3 separate regions of the Homo sapiens genome follow, and regions 1 and 2 are each linked to region 3. The links are chromatin loops, found by intact Hi-C in ENCODE. Cell type or tissue: mammary epithelial cell. All regions are shown on one strand. Links, peaks and the distances in the headings refer to the core of each region. The heading gives the core; the rest is flanking DNA.

What was found. Hi-C counts contacts between places; a loop is a spot of excess contacts. Peaks named below come from ENCODE experiments on the same cell type or tissue, not always from the same donor. Only the 100,000 strongest peaks of a DNase experiment are listed, where the experiment ranks them.
Region 1: a loop joins it to region 3, with 3 times the contacts of the local background. A loop is called at or near these places in 19 of 110 quality-filtered maps.
Region 2: a loop joins it to region 3, with 2.5 times the contacts of the local background. A loop is called at or near these places in 3 of 110 quality-filtered maps.

What each region holds. Positions count from the first base shown.
Region 1 is chr4:156,941,634-156,952,171 of GRCh38, forward strand. The region is part of intron 1 of PDGFC (platelet derived growth factor C); the gene reads right to left. Among named protein-coding and RNA genes, the nearest start is that of PDGFC, 25 kb to the right of the region's middle. In mammary epithelial cell, for the core only: no CTCF peak of the experiment used is centred there; DNase peaks (open chromatin) are centred at 4,088 and 5,058; H3K27ac peaks cover 3,359 bases.
Region 2 is chr4:156,885,004-156,895,541 of GRCh38, forward strand. The region is part of intron 1 of PDGFC (platelet derived growth factor C); the gene reads right to left. Among named protein-coding and RNA genes, the nearest start is that of PDGFC, 82 kb to the right of the region's middle. In mammary epithelial cell, for the core only: no CTCF peak of the experiment used is centred there; DNase peaks (open chromatin) are centred at 3,958, 4,818 and 5,408; H3K4me3 peaks cover 527 bases; H3K27ac peaks cover 2,047 bases.
Region 3 is chr4:156,766,298-156,776,835 of GRCh38, forward strand. PDGFC (platelet derived growth factor C) reads right to left here. Exons shown (of 6, transcript NM_016205.3): 4 at 6,389-6,596; 5 at 1,476-1,693. Among named protein-coding and RNA genes, the nearest start is that of LINC02272, 130 kb to the left of the region's middle. RefSeq lists enhancers at 4,941-5,442, 5,100-5,394. In mammary epithelial cell, for the core only: no CTCF peak of the experiment used is centred there; DNase peaks (open chromatin) are centred at 5,264 and 8,364; H3K4me3 peaks cover 391 bases; H3K27ac peaks cover 5,000 bases.

The DNA of each region.
Region 1 (10,538 bases), core at 2,742-7,741, 170 kb after region 3:
ATGCTGTTTCCAAACACTACCCACTCATGATCCTTCTTTCAACTTTTGGGCCGGTTAACGATTTCTTTTTGGTATATGAATACGTGAGACTTCATCAAAGACAAAATTTGAAGTTACTTACATGATAAAATAAGATACCATATATTCGTTGAAGGAATACCAACAATTCTGAGAGTCCTGAGATATGTGATCAAAATAATAAGGTGATATGGTCTATTTTGCAAGAAGAGCCTGTTAATAAAGTAAAAATTGAACAGGAACAGAGGTGGCTTAGAAAAAAAATAAAATAAAAGAACTTTGACGTTTTACATGAAAGTCTTCATAAGTTCCTGGATGATCTATTAGTGAATAAAGGCAAGTATAACAAAGTCATTTCCAAGATTTTATAAAAGGGAGGCAGATTATGAAAGCATTCTGATGGATGGCATCAAAAATACACTCTTGAGCACGTAGCCCTGTGGTCTGCCTAAAGACGAGAGGGAAAACCCCTTGTTGACCATAAAAGGGCCGCCTGCATGTTCTCAGTGGAGAGCATACAGGATCGTATTTACACAAGTATAAATACATGCCATTCCTTTGTGCTCACAGGCGCTCCAGAAGGCTGGCCAGGGGAGGAGGGTCCAAGAGCTCAACGCAAACAGGATTCAAAAAGCCTGTAACATTTTTCCAACATCGAATGTACTTTATTTTTCTAGCTTATCTTCTTTCATGATTAAAAAATATCTACAAAGCATAGAATCACTATAATTTAACAGGTGGCAGCTCTAGAAATACTTGAAAATAAGCCTTTAAGATTCCACAGGAGAAGAGAAAAACACTTCCCATAAATAGATACTTTTTTCTAGTAACACTACAGCTGTATGAAAATTGAGGGGAAAAGAAGAATGTATTTGTGTCAATAACCATGCCCTATCCATTTACATTTCTTAGTAACTTACAGGCTAAATTTTGAAAAATTCTGAGAAACAGTAAGAGCACAAATCACCAAGACCTAAAACAGACAAAAAAAATACTGCTACCAATACACTAAAGGAATAGATGTATATAATATACATGTATATTATATAATTATAATATTATTATATTGTAATTATATATGTATAATTATAATTATATTGTAACAACATGTATAATTACAATATATAATTATGTATAATTGCAATATTGTGATTAGAGAGCAATCAAATGGATATGAATGATTATGAATACAATGAATAATTTCCTCTTAAAACCTTTAAGGAATTCTGAGATTTCTGCTTAGTAATATGTGTTAGACAGATACCATACAGATCTCAGATTATCCCTCTCGGCTAGAGTATGTGTGACTTAACGTCCTATCCCAAGGTTAAAATGAGCATTAGTAGTCATTTAATCTGATTATCTTTTCAGTGAGTGAATTCCCTCGAAAAAATCTGTGCTTGGTGCCCTATAGCCCAGGAACCTATGTAACTAATAATGCTTAAATGCTCTACTCACTTCTATTTAAGGGTAACCCCTACCAATGAGTAACAGAAAATTCAAGTCTGGCTCAACCCCCCGGTGTATCAATATATCAACAGCACAGATCAGAAATGACGCAAATACAGCCTTAGGCAGGGAATTAATACCTATGATGTAGCTCATTTCATCTCTGAGAAGCTCTGTTAAACTGTTTTACTGGTATCAACCTTGATATTATTCGCTCTAAATTCCCATGGTACTTCTTCATAAATCTATTTTCATATGTCCTTGCTAGTAAAAGTGTGGTGCACAGGCCAGCAGGATCAGCATCACATCAAATTATTAGAAATGCAGAATCTCAGGCCCCACCCGCAAGCCTACTGATGTAGAATCTGCATTTTAACAAGATCCGGGAGGATTCAAATGCACTTTCAACTCTGACAAGCACCACTATAAGTGCACAAAACCTCTTGCTTTAAATGTTCTCCTGTGGAGCTACATTGGAGTGTTTTATTGGCCTCCCTGCATCAAACCTTTTTTTTTCACTCGACCCAATTTGTTTTCAGAAACCCCTACATTCATTTTCAGTCTATCTAGCCAAGAAGATGGGCAGAGAAACTAAAATCTATTAAGCAGACCAAGCATGTTGCCAGAAGTCCCTGTGAACTAGTTCTTAATGTTAACATTTTACAAATTAGAGAATTAAGTGCTCAGAAGGGTTAAGTGGTGAAGTCAAGATCATGTAACTAAAAAGTGAATAAACCAGAATTTAAACCTAATTTCACTAAGCCATATTTTCACACTCTGCCTTTTCTTCCACTGTGGATTTTCCTCATCCCAAACGTCCAGGCTTTCCCTTAAAACAAATATGTTGTGTTAGTAAGAATAAACTCCAAGGTATTTAAGAACTCTCGTTGACTTGTCTACATTTAAGAAATGAAACTGTAAATTGAGCAAGTCTGCTTAGCACCTAGCCAAATTAGAGCTTTAGTTCTAACAAATTAAAGTGGCTATTAGAGGCACTGTAACGATTAAAGGCATGTGCCATGGAGCCAGACTGCCCTTGCTGAAAACCACATGACCTTGGCTTGTGGCTTAAATTCTTCTTAGATTGGGATTAATGCTAGTAATTTCACTCAAATGTCTTCTGTGATCATTAAAGGTATCAATATGTGTTAAGAGCTTACATGCATGTCTAGTAGATGGTAAACACTGAGTATGTCTTAGCTATATTTATCACTAAATGGAATTCTTTATTCTGGCACATCTTCCTCTGTAAATAAAAAAAGGGCCTGTCTTCCACTAGGCATTATTTATATGCTTCCAAATCAATGCAATGTTTGCTTCTTTCTCTTCTATTGATCTACTCACATGCACTGACTTCTTATCATGATTAAAAATGAAAAATAAAATCCATCACCAATGTGTGTCTCTTACATACTTTCACCATCACAATCAATTCATGTGTCCACTGTTAGCACGCTAGGGCAATTAACAAGTAGCTTGAAGATTTTCAAGACAAAAACTGCATGTGAAGACAAAAATGCCTGCCAAGTCCCACAGGTGGCACCTTCAGGCTGGCGCCTGACAATCCATCTCAACTCCCAATTTCCAGTCCGCCAGCAAATACCAACAGCTCTCATTTCAGAATAAATCCAAAACCTGACCACTTACCTACTTTGCTCTGGCCTAAGTCACTATCACGGCATTTGCTCCCTTGCTCCCCTACAGTGTATTCTCACTCGGCAGAAATAATCATCTCTATATAAAATTCATCACTCATCTACATGACCCCCTCCAGAACACAATCCCCCTTGCTGATCCTCAATCTTGCTAGGCACATTCTGACCCAGGGCATTTGCCTCTCCCCTTGGCCCTGTCTGTGAAGGCCTTCTCTGCCATCTCTGCAAGATCTGTGCTCAAAGTCACCTTCTCAGTCAGCCCTCGGTGACTTATTTCGAACTGCAACAATGTGCCCTATCCCCACACTCTCTAACCCCCAAAACACAGCACTGACCATTTTCTATCATACCAATAGTTTACTTATTTATATGTTATTTGTCCTTTTTTCTCCCCTCAATAGAAATGTAAACTCCAGGAGACCACAAGTTTTGTACATTCTGCTCATTGCTTTTTAATCTGTGACTAGTATCTTGCTGCATATGTCATAAATGCTAACTAAATAGTTGTTAAATGAATAATAAACAGATTTTATAGACATCTCTTAATATTTTAAATTATATATATGTGTATATATACATATACATACATATATATATATATATATATATATATATATATATATATATATATATATAATCAGTAGGGAAAATTCACAACAGTAATATGCTTTCTTCTAGACAGAAGTCTAAACCAAAAACCAAAGATTTATAAGAAAAAAGGAAAAACAGAAAAAATATAGCTCCTATTTATAGATGCTAAGCAACTACTGTCTCTTTTCCCAAAGCAGGGGGGCAAATGAATTTGTGAATTAAAGAGATCACTCTCTCTCAAAGAGGCTACTCTCCCTTAATGTGACAGTTTAGCTCAGGAAGTGGATGCAATGACCTTGTACAAATGAAATTGCAGGAGCGATTGGCAGAGCAATTACTCATTTGGTCAGGATGCTGGCTAAAAACTCATAATCTTGCAAAAAGCACCTTGGGAATTTTAATGACCAAAGAGACTCAGCAGTTTAGTTTCAATTCTCTCTGAAAAACATCCAACATTGTACCACTCTCTCCCTCTATTATAATATTCACTCATGGGCCCAATCTGACTCCTAAATCACCAGGCTCATTATCAGAAGGATTTCAGCCCTTTGCTGCCAGGAGCTGATCGCGTCTGATCCAAATCAACTACTGGAACTAAGAAATTAGAATTCATATTCTATCCTCTTCCCATATTTGATTTGGCAATAGTTATCATGCCAACAAGAGGCTTTAGCCTTGATATTTCTTCTTGTAAACTATGTAACATTTGTTATATTTATGAAAAACTGAATGAAAGTAGGTTATGTCCTGCCTATTAAAAACAGCCTATGGAATATGCAGACAGAACTGTGAATCCTACAGAAAGTACTAGTTGTTAGTATTACTCACATCTGGCAGAGAAGATAGAGAGGAAACAACTTTAAAAAAACAAGAATTTTAAGGTAAATGCTGAAATATTTCTTTATCTACCACCTAGAATATGGACTATGTTATCAGAATGAGGCAAAAATAATAGCTTTGGTTTCACAGCATATGGTAAACAGAAATATAAAAAGTATAACTTAGGAAAAGCAACCAACCCACTTTAACGTATACTATATATTATTTCATCCAAGATGATTTCATTTATCAATAAAAATTATAAACAAGCATGCTATAGTGAGGTTTCCACCTTTGTGATGAAAAATGGCCTTGGTATTATTTTATTTAATGAGCATGGCATTAGAAATTATACAGGATTTTAAACAACAACCCCTTTTCTGAGGTAATAGTGAGCTCAAATTTGCCTAGGTCCCCGAAGGAAGAGCTACTGTCTTTTCTCCAGAGTTTATCTATTTATCATCAAGACCACAGGAACAGAAAGACACGTCATGATGAGACAGACAGAGCCCGGGACTGAGAGTTGGACTTGTGTTCTAGTCTTGCTGCCAACAACATACATGACTAAGATAATGACTTCACCTCCTAGAAAATGACCTCACTTAGACCAGAAGGAGAGGGCTAGGCAACACAGTATCTCAATCACTCCCAGTTCATGTTTTCATATGTGTTAAGACTTTCTTGCCCTTGAAAATTTCCAGACCAAAAGCAGTAAGAAGACATCACCCAGTTTACTTAGGAATGCTTGAAATAATTTTTAATGTTACTTCAGGGAAAAAGAAGCAGGAGCAGAGAAATCTCAGTTGCAGTGTTAAGAAGGCTGGAAGCAGAAATGGGAATCTCTCTGCTCAGCTAGCCTAGTAAAGCAGTGTTAATGAGTCAACATTACAAACCTCAAATGACATAAAGAAGGGAGGTCAGCAGAATGGACCAAAGAGATCGCCCTCTCATCTGCTGGGATTCTAGCTCCTAAGAAGTAAACAAGATAAAAGACTAAAAGGGGTAAAAGCAGGAACGCACACAAGCCCTCTGCCCAGCCATCTCTTATTCAGGATCTGTGTGTATGAACAGCTGTGGTTCTGTAACCCTCTGCTATGGATGGACTAGCTGCAGGTTACACAGAGGGTTACTTTGGCACTTATTTCCCTACTCAAAAGACTCCACATTTACTTTTCTACTCAAAACTCTCTTTTAATTTAAAGTTCTCCCCTGACATGGCCTAGCTAATGCACTTTCAGGGGTTCTAGACTCTGCAGACAGTAGTTTTCATTTGAAACATGGAATTAAACTAAGTAAACATCAAAATGAAGGATGACAATGAAAGACAGGACAACAAGAAAAACTGAAATTCAGGAAATAAAACTGTGTGGTTTTGTTTCCTTGTTTATTTATTTGTTGCTTAGTTCCTTATTTATGTGTAGATAAATTAATGAGAGGTGGTATCACAAAACAACTGCCTTAGTTGAGGTATAACAGCAAAAAGAGGTCTAAGAAACGAGATTGTCACTATCAGCCTTTTCCCCTCAATCCTTTAAACTGAATCCTTGATTCAGTTTAGTGTCATAAGCACAATCTGCAGTGTTTCTTCCAAAAACTAAATAATATTTCCTAGGACAAAATATTCTACATTGACTATGATGTCCATATACTGTGGAGAGTGTGAATGTGCAGCCTTAGGGTAAAAGCAAAGTAGCAATAAAATCAGAAACTGCCTGACTTCAATAAGAGACAGGTTCTGGTATGGTTGACGGACATTCTATGCCTAGAAAGGGAAATTAATTTACAGTTTCTCGATCTGCTAGTCTCAATAAGTGTGAATAGCAAGTCTCTACGGTCTACACACACACTGTGGATGGTGTGCCATAGAATGCAGCTGCAAAGCAGGGATTTTCTTTCCATGTTTTTTATCTCACACACTTGTCTATAAATGAAGTCCATGGTGTGCAACCTAATGGCATTTTCCAGATGTTTCCAACAAGTGTACTAAAAAAAAAAAAAACCTCCCAGAATATTGTCTTGATCTTCAAGGCTCAAGAGGGGATGTACAGCTAAAAAAAAAAAAAAAAGGAAAAGACGAAAACCCCATATGGTGCCAAATGTTGGCAGCTATCTTCTTTCTTCCCAGACAAAACTCTTAGGTCTTGTGAAAACAACATTTCTTATAAACTGCCAAAAACAACATAGATAATTGTTGTGATGGCTCTCCTGCACCGACTGCTGCGGCCGCTTTGACTATATCCACATCGAGCTCTGGGATAAAATTAAGAGCCAATTTTAAATCTTAAGCCTGAAGGGCCACCTTTAAGAATGCCACCTCCTAGGCTTCTAAAAAAAGTCTTGGCATATTAAGGTGCTTTCCGTTACAATAGGAGAAAATGCTATTTGTATTTGCCTTCCCTGAACCCTCTGTTTAAATTAGGTTTAAGGAATTAGCACAGCATTGTTTCTAATATAGTAGTAATATAAGCTTACTATAGGAAATTTGGAAAATACTATGTATTTTAGAAAGGAAAGTACCAACACCCCCACCGCTGCCCTACAGCCTTTATAGATGAAATACTTACAACATTTTAGTGTATTTCATTCTAGTTCCTCTACATACATAGAAATATTTATGGGGGCATACATAAAAATATTTAAAATCTTATTCTCACCCTGCTTTTTCACTTAACATTAGAGTGTGAGCATTTCTCTGTGGAGGCAGCATTTTGATCATTGCCCCGTATCCCCTGAGTAATGACAGCTCTGTGTAATTCACAGCATTTCTCATGGGAGGTTTATTGCTCTACTGGCTAGCCAAGGGACCAGTGTGAAATTCACCGAGGTCCTGTGCTGCTGAAATATGAGAAAGGTGAGAAAGGATTATAGCGCAGGAGAGTGGAAGCCCAAATGTCCATCTCTGAAAACATCCAGTTCCTTGGTGATTTCTTCAAGAAAAGAGAGACTATCTCTTTTGTTAAGAACCAAAAAGAGATAAATTTACTCACCAACGGTCTCCTACTATTAAGAATTCTTTGAAAGATTCATGATTATTCTTTTAAATACTCAAAGCATTTAAATATGTGTATAATATAGAAATGAGCCATTTATTCTGAATAACAGAGAGAAGTTGAAAAGTATTTATTACCTTCTGCCTAAGGGGGTGATCTCCTTGATTAACGTGCAAAGTAATGGGGAAAAAGTCTAATGTGTACTTTTTTTTTTATTTCTTTCAGAGCATTAACCCCATTCTAGTTGGTCATTAAAAAGTAGTATGTGTGTGTGTCTCTCTCTCTTTCTCTCTCGCTCTTTCTCTCTCTCTCTCTTGCTCACACACTGTCTGTGCTGCAATATTTCTTTATAACAAACTGGCCTCAGGAAATTATTAATGAAGGGTTAAGAGGTTACACAGCAGCTAAGCCCAGAAGAATGTCTGTGCAAAGAGAGAACTACCTATTCAGAAGGGAGGAGAATTGTTTGGGGAGGACTGGTAGTTTGAAAAGGAATTTCTTCCTAGCCAAGAAATTTTCTACACTGTGCAAAGCCAAAATAAAATGAGTCATAGCACTTCACATTTCCTAAGTGTGTATTACTAGAATGACTTTTGACTTTCTATGGAAATCAAAGACTGCACAAATGAGAAAACAGAACTGTTTCCCCTTCCCCTACGTCCCCTTGAGGACATACCTGAGATGATATAGGGTCAGTCCTGGCAGAAGCTGTTAAGAATTGGGTCACATATATTTGTAACTTACAGCTTTACCTTCAGGAAAACAAGCAGTAAGCATAACAGGAAATAAAAATAGCTTCACTCAAAGGTACATAAGCAACAGCATGTCCAACAACCACCAGCACTACCTATGACATTTTTCCTAGGCTATATATGCTATCAGAAACAGTCATATGTTTTAATCAATGATTATGAAGGGGTCTCGAGTATGACACCCTAAAATATGCCTTTCTGGCATAAGGATTATTTTGAGCTGAAGACAAGTAAGAATAAACAGATTTGGGAAAAGTTCTCCGTTCTCCAGTTATCTGCCGAAAAGTAGTACATAAATTTTCCTTTTTGAAGATGACATAAATGCCCCCTTTCCCTCCATTCCAGGATGAGGAAAGTGACCCTTAGCACAGACAAACAGCTGGCGCTGGAATGAGACTGTATATGCAGACTTAACTAAAATAACCTTACTAAAATAACATTATCTGTTATGATTAGATAATAATATTAGTTTCCCCATGTTTTTTGGTCACTTTCCCAAACTTCATTGGCGCTAGAAGCTCAAATCCCCTTTCCATTGTCTAGTCACTCCTCCACAATTTATCACCATTCATTAAAACGGTATAGAAAATCCCAAGTCTAACTGCTTTTTAAGATTTTCACATCCTTACTTTGAAGCCCTTATGCACACAAAATTTAAAATATTAATAAAATTAATATGCCTTTTCTCCTGTTACTCTGTCTTTTGTCAGTTTAATTTGTAGTTTAACTTCTAAACCTAAGAGGTAGAAGAAAAGTTCTTTTTTTTTCCTCTCCACTATAGTTCAATAAGCAATTTGAAAGCAGTGTTAAATCAGAAAAAAAATCTATTTATACCCACAAATACACAGAACTTCCAAATGTTTATAATTGTTGAATTGCTAAATGACTACAAATTTATGAAATAAATAAGAAAAAAATTCTAGAAATTGGCAAAAAGAGCAAAAGTAAAATGACAATTGATATAACAGACAAAATCAGCAGTTCACATTTTTCTTCATGTAAAAATTCACTTATTGAATCTTTCAATTTCAGAGTAACTACCAAGCCCTGATCTAGGCGCTATGGATATGACAGTTTATAACCTAAACAAGGAGAAAGGAAAATATATACTTCTCTTTCACCTCACTGTATTTTTATCTCCAGAGGTAGATGCTTCTTACACCCTTCTCTTCATTCACTAAACAAATAATGTTAAGAGTACCTACTGCCTGCCAGGCAAGGTTCTAGATCCTGAAGATAAAGCAGTAGGAGAAAATAAATAAACCTCCAATAACAACAACTAAAATTTCAGGCTTCATGTATCTTACATTCCAGTGACTTAATAAAACAACGCTCGTGATCACAACAGTGTTTAAATTTATTCAATCAGATTTCATTGTGAGGCTTCATTCTCTCTATAATCAATGCAGGCAAATAGTTTAAAGAAAATTCATAATATACATGTTCCTGTATTTATATATAATTGCTTGTAAATATGCCAGGATCAATTTTTTTAATTTTTGAAACCATTATTGACCATATAAGTTGTGATTGTGGAGTTTTAATATTTTTGTTTCTTACTGAATGGTCTGTTGGCAAAGGCAGGTCTCCCCTTTGAGACTGACGCATGGGGCAGAAATTAACCAGGATTTCTGAGTGGTTTCATTTTCAAGGTCACAATATAAATTTATCAAACACAATTCAAATGGTGTATGACAATGAAAAGAGGGCATCCTCTGTCTCTCTTCCAGAGCCAGTCTTAATTTTGTGATACTATTCTGGACAGAGAAAGGTCCTTCTTAATTTAGCTAAAATCTGAGCCTGAATATCCACTCTACCTTATAGAAAAAAAAAAAAAAACAAAAAACCCTCGTTTTCTTTGAAAGACTTCATTGCACAAGGGATCAAGTTAAGTCTTTCCTAAACTCACAGATACAATCAGCCTCCAATATGCTCCACATACACAAACTCTGAGCCATTTCAAGCATAAATTTTAGAAGTAAAGAAAGTTCCAGTGAATGCCTAAATAGATAGGAAAAAAGAGTATTCTTCTTCCAAGAACACTTTTCTGATTCAAACTTTCTTCCCCAAAATTAGGGCAGTGACAACCATTAGTCATATTAGCTTATTTGGGATATAAACTGTTTTAATATGTACACTAAAACAAAACAAAATGTGTCCTCTTTATAGCATAAGACACAATATATTTAGGCAAAGGAATGCATCTGCTGGATTTTAAAATACTAGTGTTTCAAATAATCAAAACTGTATTTCTAGACCTTTTG
Region 2 (10,538 bases), core at 2,055-7,054, 120 kb after region 3:
TTTTGCCCTTTAGCTTCTTTTACTTGTTTTTCATATTTGGAGAGATCATAACAATAATGTTTCTGGTGTTAGACATTTCAGAATGAATGTCGTAACCTAGGCAGAAATAGAATATGGGGAGAAAAATATACTTGTGCATGTATGTGCATACATACACACACACACACACACACACACACACTTTACCTAAGCATTTAGTAATATCCAAACACTACACAGTTTAGCCTCAGTTCTACTCCATAACAGAAGATATATGTGTGCTTATTTCATCTTGTCTCTTCCATTTTACTAAGATACAGTGAATTCCATCAATGTAACTGCATTGCATTACATCAATGGCCTAAAATAAATAATTGGCATTACATTTAATACACTGATCAATGAAAATGAAAATTTTAAAATTTTGTAGACTATAATAATTCTTTAAAAGGAGGCTTAGAATATTTGTGCACCCTTTAAAAGCAGCATATATGGCTTTATGCCTTTAATTTCTAACAATTTAAATATCAATGTCTATAACAATATAAACTTCAGCAATAATTTAGAGTATGCTTTTTTTTTGTCAAATTGCTGACATTTCATTTTGTGTAATAAGATTTAGGTCATGGCCAAGCTAAGTGGTTCACACCTGTAACCCCACACCTTTGGGAGGCTGAGGTGAGAGTACTGCTTGGGCCAGGAGCTCAAGGCCAGCCTGGGCAACACAGCGAGACTCCACCTCTACAAAAATCACAAAAAATTAGCCAGGCATGGTGTTATGTGCCTGTATTACTTAGGAGGCTGAGGTGGGAGAACTGTCTATGCCCAGGATTTGGAGGTGGCAGGGAGATATAAATGCCACTGCACTCTAGTCTGCAGACTGGGCAAGATCTTGTCCAAATAAATAAATAAATAAATAAATAAAATTCAGGCCTCTATCCTCCCTATTTACAACTTCCAATATAACAAAATAATTTTGGCACTTCTTAGGTATCCTAGCTCTTAGACTGATATTTAGTCTTGCATTACAGTTCACAGCTCCTGCAGTGAAAATTATCAGCTAAAATGCTTGTTAAATTATTAAAATCTTGCATTTAAAAAGTCAAAATATAAAAGGCTTAGCAGGAAATAACACTTGAGAGAGGGCAGAAATGGAACACAGTGGGGAATAATAAGAAAAGGAGGTATTAGAAGATAAAATGTGAAAGTTGTGGCAAATTCTTATACATAATATCTAAATTATTGGTGTAATAACATTGTGGGAAGGGCAATTTTTTAGAGACTTCAGTTTTCTGTTAGTAAAATGCCAATGTGCTATAACTCTCTTGCAATAAGTGCAGTATTCCTAAAAGACCAAAAGGTTAACTGCTACTTCATCCCAAAAGATTTTACCCATGAGACTTGTACTTCTAGTTTAGATTAATATTTTTTAACTGTGTGCTTAAAACAAAATAAAGTTTTGTTTAGTAGATTCTAGAAAATATTCTGAATTGCTATTTGGCAGACATACTTTTATCACCAACCAAACTATCGTCCTACACTCAGCATACTCTTTAAGCAGAATCTTGATTTTATTCTCTCACCTCAAACTGACCATGACCTTCATGAAGGTCGAACATGCCCCCAGCTCTGAATCACAGTTGAATATAATTAATGGTTGCCTCATTTCCCCTAGGCTAGTGACTGTTCTAAACAGAATCATAAGATCTGACTGTGACCAATAATGGAGAACTTGCACTTGCAAAGAAATGGTTGTGGAGAAGCTTCCCATTTCTATATCTGGACACAACTATGTGAGGAGGTGATGCTGGAACAGGCCTACTGTCTGAAGTTCACAGGCTGAGGATGACAGGAAAAAATAAAAGATTTAACTAACCTGGTGATGATGCCACTGAGCCCTTGAATTAACCCTGAAACTGTGCTAACTATAGACATCTTATTATATGAGACAATAAACAATATTTAAGCTATGATTTGTGTCTTTTCTTACCTGTGGCTAGAAGTATCTTAACTGATGTTAGGATATTTTATTAGAATTTTTGTATGTATTCACACATAATACACATCCTAAAACAAAGCCATATGAGCCACTATTAACAAAGTTATTTCTAAAAATGAAAAAGAAACATTTCTATATTCAAATATTCTAATGAAGATGATACTTCATTAAGATGTAAAAATGAATCAACATCATTCAGGATGTTATATCATAGCATCACAGCTTACTATAGGTCTAAAAACCTGATTTACATTAACAAATAATTTATAATAATTATCTACATAGATTATTTAAATTCTGTTAACTTGATAAGGAGACTTCCTTTATCTCTGCTGTTTAGTAACAAGGCAGAAAATATACAAAGCTGCTCATTTTAATGTCATCATGCCATTTTCATTTGTAATTTTACATATTTTTGGGGAGTAAGAACTGGTTATGCATGTTTTCATTAAATATGAAAATTAAGAGTCTACCTGAGGTCATATATTTTAACTTTTTCTTAGTAATTGTTTAAGTGACAATGTCACAAAAGTAATCGTATCATTCCAAAAAAGAAATCAATCATTAGCAAAGAAAATGTAGGAGTCCAGGTTGATTGATACCAGGAGAAGAATAATGTATACATTTTTATTCAATATTAAACTAGTAGGAAAAAATAGAAAATTGAAACTTATTCCGTGAATAGTTCAAAAAGCTTTCTAATAGATATCTCCCTTACAAATAATCCACTTTTAAAAAATATTTTATTGTCTTCTGGGTGTAGTGCCACAGGCCTATAACCCCTCACTTTGGGAGGCTGAGGTGGGCCGAACACTTGAGCTCAAGAGTGCAACATGGCGAAAATCTGTCTCTGTGAAAATCTGCAAAAAATACTAGCCAGGAGTGGTGGCATGTGCCTGCAGTCCCAGGTACTTGGGAGGCTGAGGTGGGAGAATCGCTTGAGCCCAGGAGGTTGAGGCTGCAGTGAGCTGAGATCCTGCCACTGCACTCCAGCCTGGGCAACAGAGTGAAACCCCGTCTTAAAAAAAAAAAAAAAAAAGATTGATAAATATAATTCAAACATGGTTATAATGGGCTGTGTACTACAGTTCAAACAGGTCTAAAACATTACAATAAATTTAAATTTATGACAATTACGGAGGTACCCATGGAGAGGTGTCTTGTCAACCGTAGTACTTGTTTTTACAACTGGAGAGTTAAGTAATAAAGATGCAGCCTTGCCCTATTGCTCCAGTTATAAGTTCATGTTTTCTTTATGCACTTATCAGAAACATCATACTCACCCTGGTATTTAGAGAACAATATAAATAAAAACAAAACTTCATATTATGGTGTCATTTAGAGTTACAATTAGCCAACTGGCCACTATACAATGTTCAATAATCAACTTTGTGCACATATTTATACCATCTGAGCAATTACAATTTAATTTAGTTTGATGAAACCATAAGGAAACAAGACCTTTTCTGATTATAAATTCAGACATAAAATTAAATTGGAGATCAAAATATTCTGTAAAGAACATCCCCATCACAGGATGTTTCTTTCTTACTCTATTATCAAGAAATCTTTCTTGAGAAATCTCTCAGTTTAAAAAAGTCAACTAACTGTGTTACTGGTTTCTTTTACCTGTTGCTTTGATTTCCTCTCAAAACACTCAACCTTGCTTAATCTTTGTGTTTTTCTAAAATTCACATCACTTTTTTCTTAGTCTTTCATTTTTTCTCCAATGTCCCTGCCCCTACCCAAACAATCTTGTATATTTACTACTGGTAATTTTTGCATTTTTTACCAATTGGTGTGCAAACCTTCAGTAATTCTCTACACTAAACATTCATAATATGGTGGAGCAGGAAAGGGCACACACAACTCTCACATAATTAGAGAGATTGCTCACCCAAGAAAAACATGCCTATTATTTCAAGTTTCTCAAGATCTGTTAAGAGCTTTGAGTTACTCACTCTTTTGAGGTATTCTAATGTTGTGTAATGATTCATGGTTTGTAACAATTTCTTTGTGAATTGCCCTCAGAATTCTGAGACAACAAACACGTCGTGTGTCTACTACCACGTGCTGAAGAATTCAGACACCATTATTCTGGATGATTACAAATCTCTCATTTTTCACTCAAAGCTATTATCTTCAAAAACCTAGTTTTCTTGCCCAGACAGAGGCCTACCTTCTTCTCAGCCATGATTTCTTAACACTATGCACATTATTATTTTTTTCTCATGTTTTCTTCTACTCAAATACCCAGTGGTGATTACAAAATCTCACATACAGGTCTGATATTTTCCCTGAACATTATACCTTTCTATTAATACCAACTTAATTCATATCACATTTTATACTTTCTAGGATACATACAAAAATAAGATGTCACGTAATCTTCATATTAATAATTTCCCAAGGTTAATGAAAAAGAACAGAAATTATTGCCATGACACATGCAGGAAAACTTTGAATTAGTACAGTTAAAATATTTGGCCAAGAATTAAAACTGGGATTCCAATTTGGGTCACCTTCAAGGTTAGTGCTCTTAATTGCCATACTGCGTTTCTTAACATTCTTCATGTCTATGATGACAATACTGTAAGTAGGAGTTCACATACAAAACTTGAACCTTTTTGTCATGGGTATTAAGCTCTTAGATCAACAGAACTCCACTCCACACAATTCTACAAAGTGTAATGGAACAGTTTAATACAGCAAACTCCAAAACTAAAAGGAGATCTGAAGCTAACAGGCATTGTTTTGGTTTTGGTTTTTTTTCTAATCTTGTCGGTTGCCCAATCTCCAACAGCAGCCAACTGGTTTCCTCCATGAATGGAATCTAGTGCATGTTACGTCTAAATGGTAACCCTGCAAGTCTTATTTGTAAAAGTTTAGTCATAGCTAAAGCTGCATGCATAGTGAATAAAAAAATGTTGAATGGTCCAAGTGTTGGTTTATTGGGGGGAAAGCTATGTGGTAACTTATTTGATTGACTCATTGACGATTATTTTTTAACTCTTTTACTTATTTATAAGTAAGCAGCTCCTCTGAGTTAATACATGCTATCATCCAGGTTAATATGTATTAAATATCTACACCTTGTTAGTTCATGAGGTTACAGAAAGGGAGGGCACTGGTCTGGAACCTACATGTGTCAAGTGAGGTGACTGTATCATATGGGAAGGGGGTATAAACTTGAAGCAGTAATCCATGGAGTGGCATAGAAAAGCAGCCAGGGATGTAATCAGAAAGGAAGAGATGCCTGAGCATTCATCCAGAAAGTGGCAAGCAGAATGGCAGGGATTTGTCCACTGCAAAAAAACAGCATGTTCCTTCTTTAGCTTTGAGGTCTTGTGAGTCTGAAAATGAGGATCCGCCCCCTGCACCCATCATTCCAGCTGAGTCAAATTACTGTGTACCTCCTCATGCCAGGCTATGCTGCTTCAGCACTTGGCACGCGCTGCCGTCTCTGTTTCGAATGCCCTTTCCCACCTAACTCATTCCTCCCACCCTTCCATACTTAGACAAGTCTGAGCTTTTCTGACCAGTCTTTCCTGAACAGTCCTCCATCCCATCATCACCTTAACTACTGAGAGTGAAAGCTTCTTCCTACCCAGGCTACCGGGGTTCATGCACCCTCTTTGGTTGGTTTACTTATCTGTCACTAAACTGAGATCTCTTTAAAGCAGGAACAAGATCTCTTTTTACCTAACTCATAACACAGGGTAAACAGACAACAAATGTGCTGACTAAAATGCTAATATAAAAAATCCCTTAGTGAAATGTGCAATGTTACATGTGAATATTGGTAAGGCAACATAATAGCAAATATAAATTTAAAGAATATCTTTTAAAAAGGTAACATTCCCTAAGAGTATTATTTCAAAGTTTAAATTTTTCTGTAGGTAACCATGTATGTATCCATTTGGTAATATGTGTATATGTGTGTGTGTGTATATACATTCACGTGTCCCTTAAGGATGGGATATGTTATAGTAAATGCACCACTAGGCAATTTTGTTGTTGTGTGAACATCATACAGGTCATAAAACCTTTATGTAAAAGCCTTCTACACACCTGCACTATTATGGTATAGCCTATTGCTTTTTGGCTACAAACCTGTACAGCATGTTACTAAACTAAATACTGTAGGCAACTGTAATACAAAGGTAAGTATTTATGTAATTAAACACATCTAAACATAAAAAAAAGGAAAAATGCGTGAACCCGGGAGGCGGAGCTTGCAGTGAGCCGAGATCCCGCCACTGCACTCCAGCCTGGGCGACAGAGCGAGACTCCGTCTCAAAAAAAAAAAAAAAAAAAAAAAAAAAAAAAAAAAAAAAAAAAAAAGGAAAAATACAGTGTTATTATCCTATGGGACCATCTTCATATGTATATGCAGTTTGTTGTTGACCAAAATGTTGTTTTGCAGCATGTGCCTCTACACGCACAAGATTTTTGGTAAAAATGTGAACTAAATTTAATTTACAAAGTGTTTCAGGAGATTATAAGAACAGGGTAAAATTTTTAAGACTAGCATGATTCTCTATTGGAGTTTACATTCAAATCCTTTTCAGTGAGGTTTGGCATCGCTGAGGACATTATCCTGAAAGTCTTAGGAAGTGCTTTGAGAAACAGTGTTTTCCACCTTGCCAGTAAGAAAAGACAAATTGAAATAACCTCAGATTAACCTTTCAGCAAACTTTTACAGTGTTCAGATAAATAACATTAAGTACAGATTCAGCTGAACAATATAAACCTTTCTCCTCGCTTTAATATGTGTCCTAAGACATAGTGGTGACTACAGGTAGCTGGCTTTATAGTAGAATAATTCACCATTCATAATGCCAAAGGTAAAGCTTTGATTACAAGTGATCATTCCCCCTAAAAAGAAACTTGCCATGGGTGTCAATGTACATTAAAGAGTTTTATAACTGAATAACTGGAACATAAACCCAAACTAGTACTCTTATTCAAAATGCCATGATAACAATGAATACAGTATTCTAGACATGAAGTACGTGCTGGTTGTGTATCAAACCAGCATTTACTGAGCCACAGGCTTCAGGTCAAGGAGAAGCCTTGTGTAAGCTCTAAACATAGTCCTGACTGGGTTCAAATGCTAGCTCTACCAGCTATATAATCCGAATCAATTAAAATACCTAATTTTTATAAAATGAGGGAAAATAACACCTACCTCATAAAACAAATAAAAAGTATAAATAAAGCACCAGTAAATGCTGGGAACCAATAGTGGCAGATATTGTTGCAATAATCACAGTGAGTTTTCTTCAGTAGGTTATACATTAATTAAAGCATAATTAACAAAACTGATACATGCTTCTCTACTCAGCTTGGAAATCCTGATAGCAACTAAAACTCAATACATCAAAAGCAAAATTAATGGTTTCTTCCCCAGAAACATTCTTAGTTAAGATTTATTATTTATTTTTGTTGTTGCCACTTTTAATTATTATTTTTTTCATTTCCTGATGGTACCACCATTTCTTTTACCACAACTCTCAAATAGAAATGAAACATAAATCATAACAGAATGCTGTCCTAATCTTTGATGAATGGTGAAATGGAAATCCAAAAAAAGGATATAAAAATCCCAAAGGATTATTATGGTGGGAAAAGTTAGAGAAAACAAAACTATAAACATATAATAAATTTAAAATAAATAGAAACTTAAACATGCCTTACTAGAGGAATTCCATAAAAGAACCATTCAGGCAAAGGATTTTGGTTGGATTTATAATTTCTCTACAGCTGATGACATAAATTGAACTGCATAAGCATGTTGAACCACAGTATCATTTGCTGCAGTTGAAGCACTCAATAGTTATCACTAAAGCTGTTATACTTCTTACGTCAAACGTCCAAGGCAAGATTCTAGGCTTTAACATCTGGGTACTTGCTGGTATTTTAGAGGACTTGACCTTCCTATTAAGTGCACTGGAGTGAAACTATGTAGATAGCTGGCAGATGTCTGACAAGGTCCTCACTATCCACCCCTACCACACAGATTTATTACATACCACCAGACAAGTCTTAACCAGGACCTTATAAAATCCCTTCTCAATGATCTACCCCTTATATTTGACATTGCAATATCCTCTATTTGGAAACAGACTAACAGTATTTGTCATAATTCTTTTTAAATTTTCTGTGAGTCACCAAGAGAATTTTAATGAAAAAAAGGAAGGTTAAGGTATGAAGAAAGCCTAGTTTCATTAATGTAAGAAGAGCTATTCTCTTTATTACATTAAGTAGTAGCAATACATATTTTAACTTCGTTCAGGTGATCTATGGTAAGACAGACCATATAGACGCAACAAGTAAAAAATGCTCTAACTAGATTTTTTTTTTTTTTAAGACAGGGTCTTGGTCTGTCACCTAGGCTGGAATGCAGTGGGCAATCACACACTGCAGCCTCTAACTCCTGGCCTCAAGCAATCTCACCTCAGCTTCTTGAGCAGTTGGGACTATAGGTGCATGATTTTTTAAGTTTTTTATTTTATTTTATTTTATTTTGTTTTGCAGAGACGAGGTCTTACTCTGTTGACCAGGACGGTCATGAACTCCTGGCCTCGAGTGATCCTCCTACCTTGGCCTCCCAAAGTTGCTGGGATTACAGGCAAGAACCACCATACCCAGCCTAAACGTATTTTTGAAATCACTCATTACCATCAAAAAAAAAAAAAATCTTGCTTATGCAAGGACAATTACTGCTCAGATTGGTCTGTTAGTATGCTTCATTGACCAGCAATGACACACACTAAGAAACTGAAGGGGCAATCAAAATAATTATAATTTAGAAATTCAAAACTTTATCTTAGAAAATACGAATTTTATAGACATATTATACATAAACACACATTATATGTTAAAGTCATCCACAAAAAGCATGCCAAAGGTTACATAATTTTTTTCTCTTTATTAGTTTTCTTCTCTCACACAACTAGAATTTGAAGCCTCTCCTTAGACTGTGTGTTTCCTGTAGTTCACAACCATGTATCATTCACCTTTCATCCCTGACATCTTCCAAGGTGACTGATAAGTATCAGGTGCCTCAAAATAATGGTTATACTAATTGATCAGCTATTCACATTCATTATTCCATGGCTAAAAATATATCCATGCCTAAATTTATTACTTCATCACTGTAAGTATATTAGCAACAATTTAAGTGTATTAACCATCCCCCTTTAGAGTTTTGATTAACTATATTTTATCTTAGTAATCTTGACTTTTTACTGGACAGTTCAAAACCTTTTCAGAAACAAATAGCCTAATTATAGTCTAAATACATAATGTAGGATTTTATCATCTAGATTATCATTCTAACTTCCTAACTGGGCAATTTTATTATCCAGTTCTCCCCCAGATTCATGCTATAGACTAGCATTTAAGTCTCTCTCCATAAATATGTCATATACCATTTCAGCATTGCATCATAGTATTGTTCATTATGAATAATCCATTACAGCAAGGTTAATACCATCACTACTATAATGCATACAATAGGAGTTTATAATACAATTTTAAAAATTCAGCAATAATGCAATTAATCCGAGCAAAATATATAGCAATATTTCAAACTCAAAAATTATGTATTCAATACTGATTAATCCTCTAGTTCAGAGGCAGACAGCACAACAGGAAATATGTTAAATAGAAGATAAAATTGACAGCATGAGGCTGCAGAATAATTGGGATTCCACTGCATAGGAAATTGAAAGAACTCTATAGTTAAAAAGTCAGAAGACAGAATTTCTCTAAAAAGGTAACAACAAAATGAACAAAAACCAAAAAAAAGGCTCAGCACTCATTTTAGTCCATTTGATTCAGATTTAGGTTCCATCAATTTTTTGTAGATTTGGATCCATTCCCACATTCTTTGAAGAATCTCTAGTTATTATGACCCTCAGGATTTTCACAGCCCCTGGAAATGTATTTTACTAATTCTGCATGCAAATGAGTATATAATTAAATCCAACTATGAAGTGTCCATTTTATATTTGTTACTCTCAGGTTTGTAAGACAGTAGAAATTATTTGAGTTCAGATAACATATCACACTTCTCCTGTTCCTCTCACAGAAGCTACTACTATATGCATCCTAAAGGGGAGGGCCCACAGGATGACTATGTAAGTTACTGTTCAGACATCCTTTTGACAGTAAATGGGAGCTATACTATTAATAAGGGGCAATGACAGACCAAATCAGCATGGACTGTTCACTTAGTTCTCAAGGTCTTCTATTTCTAAATAAAATCATAATGTTAACACACAAATTCTATATGATATACAAAAATTTAAATACTTTTATATAAAAGTTGGGATAGCAAATCAATAGAAAATGAGTGGGTGTCAGCTGGGAGCAGTGGCTCATACCTGTAATCCCAGCACTTTGGGAGGCTGAGGTGGGCAAATCACTAGGTCAGGAGTTCAAGATCAGCCTGGCCAACATGGTAAACCCCATCTCTACTGAAAATACAAAAATTAGCCGGGTGTTGTGGTGGGTGCCTGTAATCCCAGCTACTCAGGAGGCTGAGGCAGGA
Region 3 (10,538 bases), core at 3,382-8,381:
TTTTCTGAAAATTCTTATGTGGAACTTAGAAAAATCATTAAGAAAATATATTTATTTGGCTAAAATGTCTTCCCACAAAGAGATCCAGTGATTGACACAAAAAGTAAGAATCTTATTAATAACATTATCATGCTTCAGTATCTTTTAGTTTTCTTCAATTATTATATCCCATCTCCTCCTCCAGCAGCATCAGGTGCCATACATGTATCAGGAAACCATCCTTCTTGAAAAGTCAACTTTAAATTTTACAAAACCTTTAAATTACACCAATGAAAATCTGCCCTTCTGGCTTCATTTAAAAATTACTCCATGACCTTTACTTTTTTCCACTAAATAAAATAACATGAAATAAATACCTACTTAATAAATAAAATGACTTTTCATATGCATAAAGTGTTCAGTGAAACCCTCATCTGTTAGGTAACCTAAACATGCATGGTTTCCTAAACTACACTTCCTATGACATGATTTTCCTGCCCTTCACCAATATTGTGTTGGCAATTGATAAAGTGGGAAAAAAAGCACTGGATTCGCGAAGACAAGGGACCCTGTTTCCATTCTAGAGCTCGGCTTTCACTTCATTAAGGATTTCACTGAAATCTTGATGCATATGAAAAATCATTTTATTTATTAGTTAGATATTTGTTCTGTATTCTTATTTAATGGAAAAATGAAAGGAAAGGCAGTCATATTGAAATGATGTCAGAAGGGCAGATTTTGACTTGGTCTAATGTTAATGTTTTGTAGAAATTCAAGTTGACTCATCAAGAAGGATGGCTTCCTGATAGAATGATGCTGTATGATGCTGCTGGGGGAGGTGTTGGGATTTAATTGGGAGACTCCATCACTAAGAAAAACATTAAGTGTACAAGTTCTAAGGTTTCCAGGGTTCTAAAAAACAATAATTACTAACATGTCATATTATATTTTCTTTTATTCCAAAGAATAAAGAGATGAAAGGTTAAAACATCCACACAAAGTTTAACATGTTATTTGAAGCAACATGAATAATACAAAGTTTATTATAATTATGAATATGTCATCTTAGGAGTCTCTGTTGTCCCAAGTAGAAAAATAAATATCAAAGCTCTCCTTTCTCCAAAGTAGACAATAATTTATCTCTGAGCTTGTCTTTGAAATATTTTTCCTTCATATTTTGAAAAGTTTAAAAGTTGAAAAACTTTACTCATTTTTTTTTCCCTCAGAAAACACTTTATTTTTGGTATGAGAGGCAAAAACTTCACTGACCACTCATGTTATACTACCAGAGAATATACTTTCTAAATCCCTAATATCTGGAATTTTAATTAAAGGTGCTAATTTTAAAAAACAAAAACATAAACTATTTGTAGACCTCTTTTTTTTCCCCATGAATACTACGTCTTTTTTCCAAACATAAACGCATTTCAGATTCACTGTTTTGTTCTAAGACATAAAATACCCGAAGGAAACCAAAAAGAAAATTGTATACCTACCTCGTGGTATTTTTTAGTAACTTTGCTTGGGACACATTGACATTCATTGCAATTGTGGAGACAACAGGCACAGTTCCCACCACAGCGTTTAACCAGGAGACAACCTGGCCAGAAAATGGTATCGGTTCTCTTTAGTTCTTCCCTTATGGACACTGAGAAGTTACGAGGTGTGCAGCTGTATAATCTTACCTCCTCTGTTAGAAGGTTCAGATCCACCACTATATGGTATAAAAGAAAGCAAAGAAAAATAGATGTTGATGCTTTGAGCCTGAATGTATTTCATTAAGCTCTTTTCATAAAGAAATCTTACGTTATTTCATGAACAATATCCATAACAATATCCGCTCTTATTGTAAGTAGATTTTAGAGATATACAACTACAAATTGGACCTTCTAGTTCATAGCAAACAAAGCTTCATTATGACTTAGCGACCAGTAAAGAGATGCCATTGTGTAATATTAAGAACAGAGCCAACAAAACAGTTGAAAGCTATAAATAGGAAACTTTATACAGACAAAAAAGGCCACACGTTTTAACCTTAGTAAAAAAAAAAAAAATAGACATGGAGAACACAGGAGAGAAGAATAAAATGCAAGATGATGAATGCTTTGATTAAAAAACAAGTATAATTCTTAAAAGGATTTTAGGCTCATACAATTAGTGAAGAACAATTTATTGAAATGTGTCAACAGCTCTTTCTATAATCTCTATGGCAATAACCATCATAAAATATAAAAAAAGCATGAAGAGAACGCACATTTGAAGACAGCTGTGTAGACCATGAGTGAAAAAAAATGACATACTTTATAAGAGCAGAAGTTGTTGGAAGGCAATGCTTCAAATGCATTGAATGATTTCCCATCTTGGAAATTCAGACTAACTAAACTAAACTCCTTCAGATACCTATCCTTCCCCTGCTAATGGGTGGAAGAAATGTTTAATTTATCTAATTTATAACCCCAGCCTCTACTCCTTTAGCAAGTTGGTTAACTATGCTGTTTGTGCTTTATTCTATGAAGAATACCTACTTTTGAGGACCTAACAAAATATTCTTTATTGCAGTAAATCCTCAAAGAACCATTGTTTTTAACTACAAAATGATTCTGCCTCAGGAAAATTATATCGAAATAACATGCCATGTTCAATGTGAATTTATACATATCACATGAATAGTAGGTAATTACTATTAGGATAAAGACTTCTAATATAATTTATTTTCTGCCTTACATCTCTGCCTATTTTTTTCCCCTAGAAATATTCAAATAAAGCAATTCCAATGAGATTGAATACTTTCAGATAACATATATGCCTTCAGGGTTTTTTTCTCCTAATAAAGTTTTTTAAAAATTTAGAAATATTATCTAAAATATAATAAACCTACTTAAATACCTTTCCACTAATATGGATAACACAGACATGAATGAAAAAAAAGAAAGCTATTTTCTGGTTAAAGATGGCTTCAAGTAGAAATAATCACGATGTAATCCAATTTTTTAAATTAAAAGCTAAGTTTTATTAATTTTTAAGTGACAAGGTAAGAATCAAATGCTTATTTTCTTGGATTTGTTATACATGTGATCAGGTGTTTTTAATACTTATATTGTCTTAATTGTCTTTGATAATTTAAGTATTTTAAGAAACGTATTATAAAATTATGCATAGGTAATTGTAAATTAGAAATGTATGTAAACTATATGATAGACTAAAACCTGAGTCAAGTATAGGAAAGCACCAAAGAAATCCCAATTCAATGAGTCCATTTCAACACCTTATTCAGCTAAAAAATTATTTTTCTAACTCAAGGGAAAGTCATTGTTTCATTTGGCTACTGAAAGATTTCTTTTTAATCTGAAAATGATCCTGTGAAGGCAAAGCTTTTAAATATTTAAAGCAAATCCTTCTTTCAAATGCTCTGAATAGGCCAACTTATCCCTAATAAAAGTAATGAGCTCATTATGCTAAATGGTATCACATATTTTACCTGGTTTCATTTTGCTGATCTAATAGTATATGCATACATTCCTCTTTAATTGTTAAAACTATATATGAGCTTATTTGAAGCTTTTCTCTAGTATTTAATGCCTGGGCAAGGAGGAAGAAGACTTAAAATATGCACAAACACAAAATCTGGTTGCCAAAGTCTTCAATGCTTATTTAAGAATTATACTTCTTTAGAATGTGAGTGAAGAAGCTCTCAGCTCTCAAAGCATATTCACCTATGTCAAGTAGTTTTAAATATGCTATTTCATGATAATAGAAAATGAGATTGTATACGTTTCCTTTAAAATGTTTACTTAACCACAATAAAAGGTTAGACAGATTTCCCAAGTGAACTTAGTTGTGATACCTGCTACAATGTGAAAATTTAAACACACTTTTAACTTAGCTTCCACTCATTTATCATGTTTGACACAAAAGTCAAAAGCCCTTTTTACGTACTAGTTAAGCTTGACTTAGAAAATACAGTATTTTTTTGTAGCAGTAGCAAGGTATGAATGAAAACCCTGAACTAGAGGAAGAAAGTGAAAGAAAAAAAAGTAAAGCATTTATGCAGTCCACAGTTTTCTAAAAATATAACTAAGGATTTTAAATTTGGCATTTCATTTTGAAATTTATGCTGCCTACTGCTAAGGCTTCAAACGCATATAAGCTTCATTAAGTTAAGTCATATGTCATACATTCTTGAAACATTGTATAGTACTTTTGGGGGGGGAAGGCAAATAAAGAGAAAAAGGAAAAGAAGAAAGAAAGATAATGTACCAAAGGATACTTTTTGAATAGCTTAACTATAATAATATTAAAGAAGTTTCCCTCTGCCAAATATTTGTAAAAGTTGGTCTTCAGATTTTTTTCCTTTTCATAATTATCTCCTAAGAAAACAAATACAGGTATTAGTTTGTTTTTCTAAAGAATGCAGATTTTGAGCACATCACCAACCAAAATCATTATTTTTAAATGCAAATGTCATTAATATTATACGTTTTGCTACAAAAAACAGTAATATTTTTCTTTGTTAGTTGTTCATTCTTTTAAGATATTCAGTCCAAAGATAGTCTATTACTGTAATGTAATCTGAGGGTGGTCTTTCTAAGATGAATGTGGTAACACTGTGATGTTTATTCTGTGGGAAATCTATTTCAATGTCTAATTAGAAGCTTTTAAAAGTTTGACTCCTTATTCCTTTGTAGAGATACTCTCAGGAGGGGAGTTGGTTTTGTCTATATAGATGTTATCCTACACTTGTATTTTAGTTTATGTAAAGTTCCAAAAATGTACACTGCTTTTCTCACACTTTTTGCATGCTTAAAAAGTTAATAAATTTGGAAAACTGCAAAGGGCTTCAATTTTGAAAGTGTTAAATGAATATCTGAAAGATCTGTTCAGCTTCCGATGCTTTTGAATGCAGGCTAGCCTCTGGCCAAATCTTTGAGCACCAGGCGTACATTTTCAGGCATAAAGCCTTGGCTAGAAGGGAGGTTTTTAGGCTCAAATCCAGAAATCAGCTGTCAAAAAACTAGATCTCAGTTTAGAACCTGATTCACTGCCCCTGCTTCTTACAGATCAACATGATAATCAACTTCAAATTTGCTAACAAGGGCTCTATTCATGGATATTTCAGCTAGTCTTGCAGATCTTCATCTTCCTGTTCCTAAGTGGGAGGGAAGGGAAGTGTTGCTCGTAAGTTATTCATCAAGTTATTCATCAAGATCAAATCTTATAAATATGTAACAGCTTTCAGCATCTGGACAGGACTCAACTGCCCAGGCACTTGAACACTGATTTCAAATATTGCCAAAAGGAAACCACGTCTGTTGGCATAGTGAAATACCAGGGCTGGGCAAGTCTGAACATGACCTGCTGAGATTAAAGCTCATGATCCAAAAAAGCTGCAACTCTTAGAGCAGGAAAGGGCAGGAATCGGGTTTCCTTCTGACAAGGTTTAGAAGAGCAAGTCTGGTGCAATCTGCCCTTGTGAATGGCTCAAATTAACCGAACATTATTCCTTTCATATAAATTCTCTAGGCTGTCACTGCATTCTCCAAAGCAGTCGATTTCACTGTTTCTGACAGACTAAAACAGATATTTTGAGTGCATTGTAATTAAACAGTTATTTCTATACGTTTTCATTTGTGTCTGCTATGGATGCTTTCCAATTCCAATGTTACTAAAAAAATTAGGTAATTTTATAGAAAACTCAGTTAAGATTATTTCCAATTTCTTGGCCATGCAGAATTAGGTTTAATTAACATCACTTTCACTCTTAGAGAAAGATACACCCATATGGGCAAAAGTGATTATTTCAACAGCAAATTTATATAGTTAAAAATTATTATGGTGTGGGTTCTTTTAGGTTCTTGTTTTCTTGCTATGAATCCTGCCTTGAAAACTATGAATTCTATTTTATGTTGGGTCGTTGCCATTTTTCATAGTTCTTAGAATTGTCTAGGCTTAGAAAATGCAAAGTCATATAATACTGACCCATGGGAGATACTGTAGACAAACATTTTTGTAGAGGATCCCCTTTTTCTATCCCTAACCTGGTTTTGCAGCTATGATAATTTCTTTTGAGTCCCAAAATCAACATATTCCAAGTATTAGGTTTGAGTAAGCAGTGATTTTTGTAAAATGCAATGAAGGACTTCATCAAAATGATATTTTTGAAGATAATATATAACTGGAATTTTCAGAAGTATCCCCCTTTCAATTTTCCACACCCACTGGGTTATAACTAAGTTCCTCCTTTTGTATATATTATTATTCAATATATAAATATGCTCAAATGATAAGAAAATGTATTGAATATATCACTGATGAATTTTAAACTCTACCCTTTAGAAGCTGTGGCAGAAGAATCTGAAACATTAGCTGTTAAGAAAATTAAATGAGGTTCTAATCTGAAGAGGGAGCTTACCTCTGGATTTTCTTCCAAAAACAAAAGCCTTGCCAAGAAGTTGCCAAGTTGGCCTATATAGATCTTCTAAGTCCAACTGCCATCTCTCTGGTTCAAGATATCGAATAAGGTCTTCCAAGGTACTAAAGGCAGTTATAGCATTATTAAGCAGGTCCAGTGGCAAAGCTGAAGGGGGTAGCACTGAAGGACTCACAGCTTCTGTGAATTGCTGAAAGTAAAATGAATCCTGTGTTAACTGTTTTAAAAACGACAATGTATTCCTTCTGGACATATGCAAGAAATTATAAAGACTGAGGCTGGAAATATGTGTGAAGGGAAATTGTATTGAATCCAATTAGAAATAACTACTCTGCAAAGACTTCATGAAGATGAACTCTGATAGATTTCCTGTAAAATCAATGAGAAAGACATTAATTTTCATTACCACCAACCGTGAGGGATATGGATATCTTTTGGTCATATAAAAGAATTAAAAATATCTTCATGGTTCAATTACAAACTTAGAATGAAAACTATAATACAGTTTACCAAATTTTCCTTTTCTTTTCCACTTTTCATTTTCCTTAATCTGAAAAATTACCTGGTAGTTATGCAAATTAGTGTCACATAAATTAAAAATGGAATAAGAAATAATTAACCCAAAAGATCTAGAACAAAATAGTTAGAAATCATTTGACATTAAAGAACTTATTAATCAAGATAGAAAATATCTAAATCATAAAAGATCAGCTTAATAAATTGCCTACAATATATTTTTAATATAAAATGCCTAATAAACAAGATTAAGAGATCGGAGGGACACTGGAGAACACACTGACAAACTATGTGACTGTCATAAGATTAGTATCCAGAATATACAAAAATAAAGACAAATGCAATGGAAGAAAAATGGGCATATTACAGATAAAAAGCTTGAATGGTCAATAAACATATGAAAATATGCTGAACTTCATTATCAGAGAAATCCAAAGAGAGATATTATTTCACATACGAAAAAAGGATACTTTTTCACACAGATGAGATGGGCAAGAATTTTAAAAAGGATTACTGAGGATGTGATTAAATTGGAACTCCTCTGCTCTGCCTGCAGAAGTTAGTGTACGTAGGCACAACACTTTAGCTGATGTAACTGATAAGCACTGAATATTCTTTCACTTATGCACATGGAAATATGTTCAATGATTAGAAAGACTGGAAGCAATCTAAATGCCCACATATAGGAAAACACTAACACATCGGCTCTTCCTTTTCATTCTCATTACTTCCATCCTGGGCTCCATACTAAAAACATGTACTATAAATAGCAGCTTCTAACCTTATCTCCTTACCTTTAATCATTTTTCTCTCCTTTTGTTCTATGCTGCATAATCCTGGGTTAATCTACTAAATAAGATATTACTGATCCTATGATGAATTTGGACAAATGCCTATGTGATTTCTCATCTGGAGGATAAAATCCAAATTCCTTACACAGCATTCAGAGCCCTCAAAAACTGACCTCTGCTCACCTTCCACTCTAATCTGCTACTCATCAGAGACATGCATATTTTGTTCCAATCAGTCTAGTCTCTTCACTGACTACTGCACATATAATATCATCTCAGACTTTGTAACTTATGCTAAATCTGTCCCCATACCTGACATGCAAAAACTCTCCCCCCGTTGATCCACATCATAAATCTTTACCATTACAATGACCTTTTCAAAAATCCAATTCATCCATGAAACCTGGCACAACAGGGTCATCACTGTCCCACAGCCCTCTGTGGGCTGCTCTGTGAGCACTTGGCTTGAAGAGCAGAAGCTGCCCAGTAAACTAGGAAAAGGAGCACCTTTCCTCTGGACAGGCACAACCCTCGTGGGGCTCCTGGCTTTGTGGGTGTCCCGCTGCCCACAGGGGAACATTCTTACAGGGTATAATCGGCAGAAATGAACGTGGCAGCCTTGGGCCAACAATGATTTCATCCTTTTTTTTTTTTTTTTTTTAACAAAAGTTTATTGAGTAACTACAGTGTTCCAGGGCCTGTGTGTGCATTATGAGAAAAGCACAGTGGAATGACAATGTCTGGCCTCCTTCCTTGCCTGGATTACTCACATGTACTTTCCAAGTCTCCACTCAGCTGTTACTCCTTTCATCTTTTTGTTTTTTAAATAAGTTTTATTTTGTATATCTGAGGTTTATGACATGATGTTACAGAATAAACAAAGATACGCAAAGATACATGGAAAATGTGTAAGTACATATATATACAGTACAATGGTTACTATTAAAGACTTAATTTCAATAATGTCAAGGATCTGGCTAAAATATTAGGACTAAGATATTTTCTAATTATTTTATGATATTTTTGCTCTACCCATTAGTCTGTTAAACTTTGAGAGTTTATTACCCTAATATGTTTTTATTACCCAGTGTTTTCTATAATTGTCCAAGGAACACAAAATTGCTTTGACAGAACTATGACTGAAAACTCTATTATAGATATAAACATTGATCTAAAAACGGTTTTAATTTTAATTTAGCTAATTAAGCTACTATTGATTAAATTTATGGTGTAAAAAGTTAACGCAAATTTTTGCATATTTCAAAAATATAAGCCTATATATGTATACAAATGTTTTATAAAGTAAAAATTAAGGGGTCAATAATAGTCAAAGAATCAGTATTATTACAAATGGAAAGTTTCAAAATCTGTACAGATAAAATAAGTGGTTGCTAGCAAGTTAATACAAAAAGTATACATTATTTATTAAATTGTCAGGGTGCAGATGTATATTTTAAGCATAAAATATAATTGCTATGTAGGGTAATTTCAATTAGACTGTAATCCAAGAATGATTTGGCTTATTTTGCTTCCAGTCTGTTGGAGACTCTCTGAATAAAGCATTTCTTTTGAAGCAATACAAAGTTCTAACTGAAATTAATATTGCTGAGATGCAGTCCAAAATATTAACACAAAAGAAGGCAAAACAAGATAAGCCTGTAATAATGGGCAAACAAAAGATGCACACCTTAGGTCCAGTGAAGTATCTGCAATCTGCATACCCATCCCTTCAAATGTGAAAGGTTGGGAGAAAAGCATCTTCTGTTACTGTATGTATAGATCAGTTGGTGTTACAAATCTCTAAGCTTCTAAATATTTAAATTAAAATTTGATAAATTTAGAAAGACAACTCTTTCCCCACCACACCCCACACACAGTGGTCCCCACCCAGAAAACAGGAAAGAAGAATGAACATAAGTTCCCAGGATTCAAAGAATCAATCCCTGGACAGAACAGGGGAAGTGGTGCTTCTATTTAAGGGCCTTCTCATGACTGTCCCTCCACCCACTGGTTCAAGAAAGAGCCGAGTTGTTCAGTTTCAAAGTTCTGCTTTTCTAAGTTGTTTAAAGGGACTCTCAGAGAGAAAGGGGGGAGCAATGAAAAAAAGAAGTTACAGAAAAAAAAATGTCTTTGAATTTTTAAGTTTTACTTTTCTCTCTAACAAAGTAACACTGTTCATTACAGACTAATAGCATTTTCTCCCATAATTAGTATCTAGAAAATTCTAACAATACTTTTGATATTTAAAAACACTTATGATTGGGCTGTTAAACTGGTTAGAATATGCAAAATACGCCTTGACTTGGATTTTCACATTTCCTGTTTATGTCTTTTATTCTTCATAAAAATATGATGGTGTACTTTTAAGCTATAGGTTGTGCTAAGACAATTTAGTGGATAGCAATGGACACAAACCGGAAGCAGAGTTTCTTGGTGTTCTGCAATGTAGACAACTAAACCAAAACCCTTATTCAGCCAGAGAAAAGCTTCTGTGTTATCACCTGCAGGGCAGTAATGACAAGCTTGGTGAGGGTGTGGCCCTAGCCTAGACCCTTTTAGGCCTATTACTTTGTAAGGACAGGTTGTCAAAGAGCAGAAAAGCATCTACAATCTATGTGATGAAGTGTCCTGCCAAAGAGTACATTTCTAAGATGTCAGCTCCATGAGATAAGGATCCTATGCAAAATCGGGTCTTTAAAATTCTCTGATGAAAGTTACTCTGAATGACAACATGATAATGAGAGAACTACGATCAGGAGTTAAGGAACTGGACTCTAAATCCCAGAGATACTCACATGTAGGGAAGAGAGTTTGACTAAACTGCA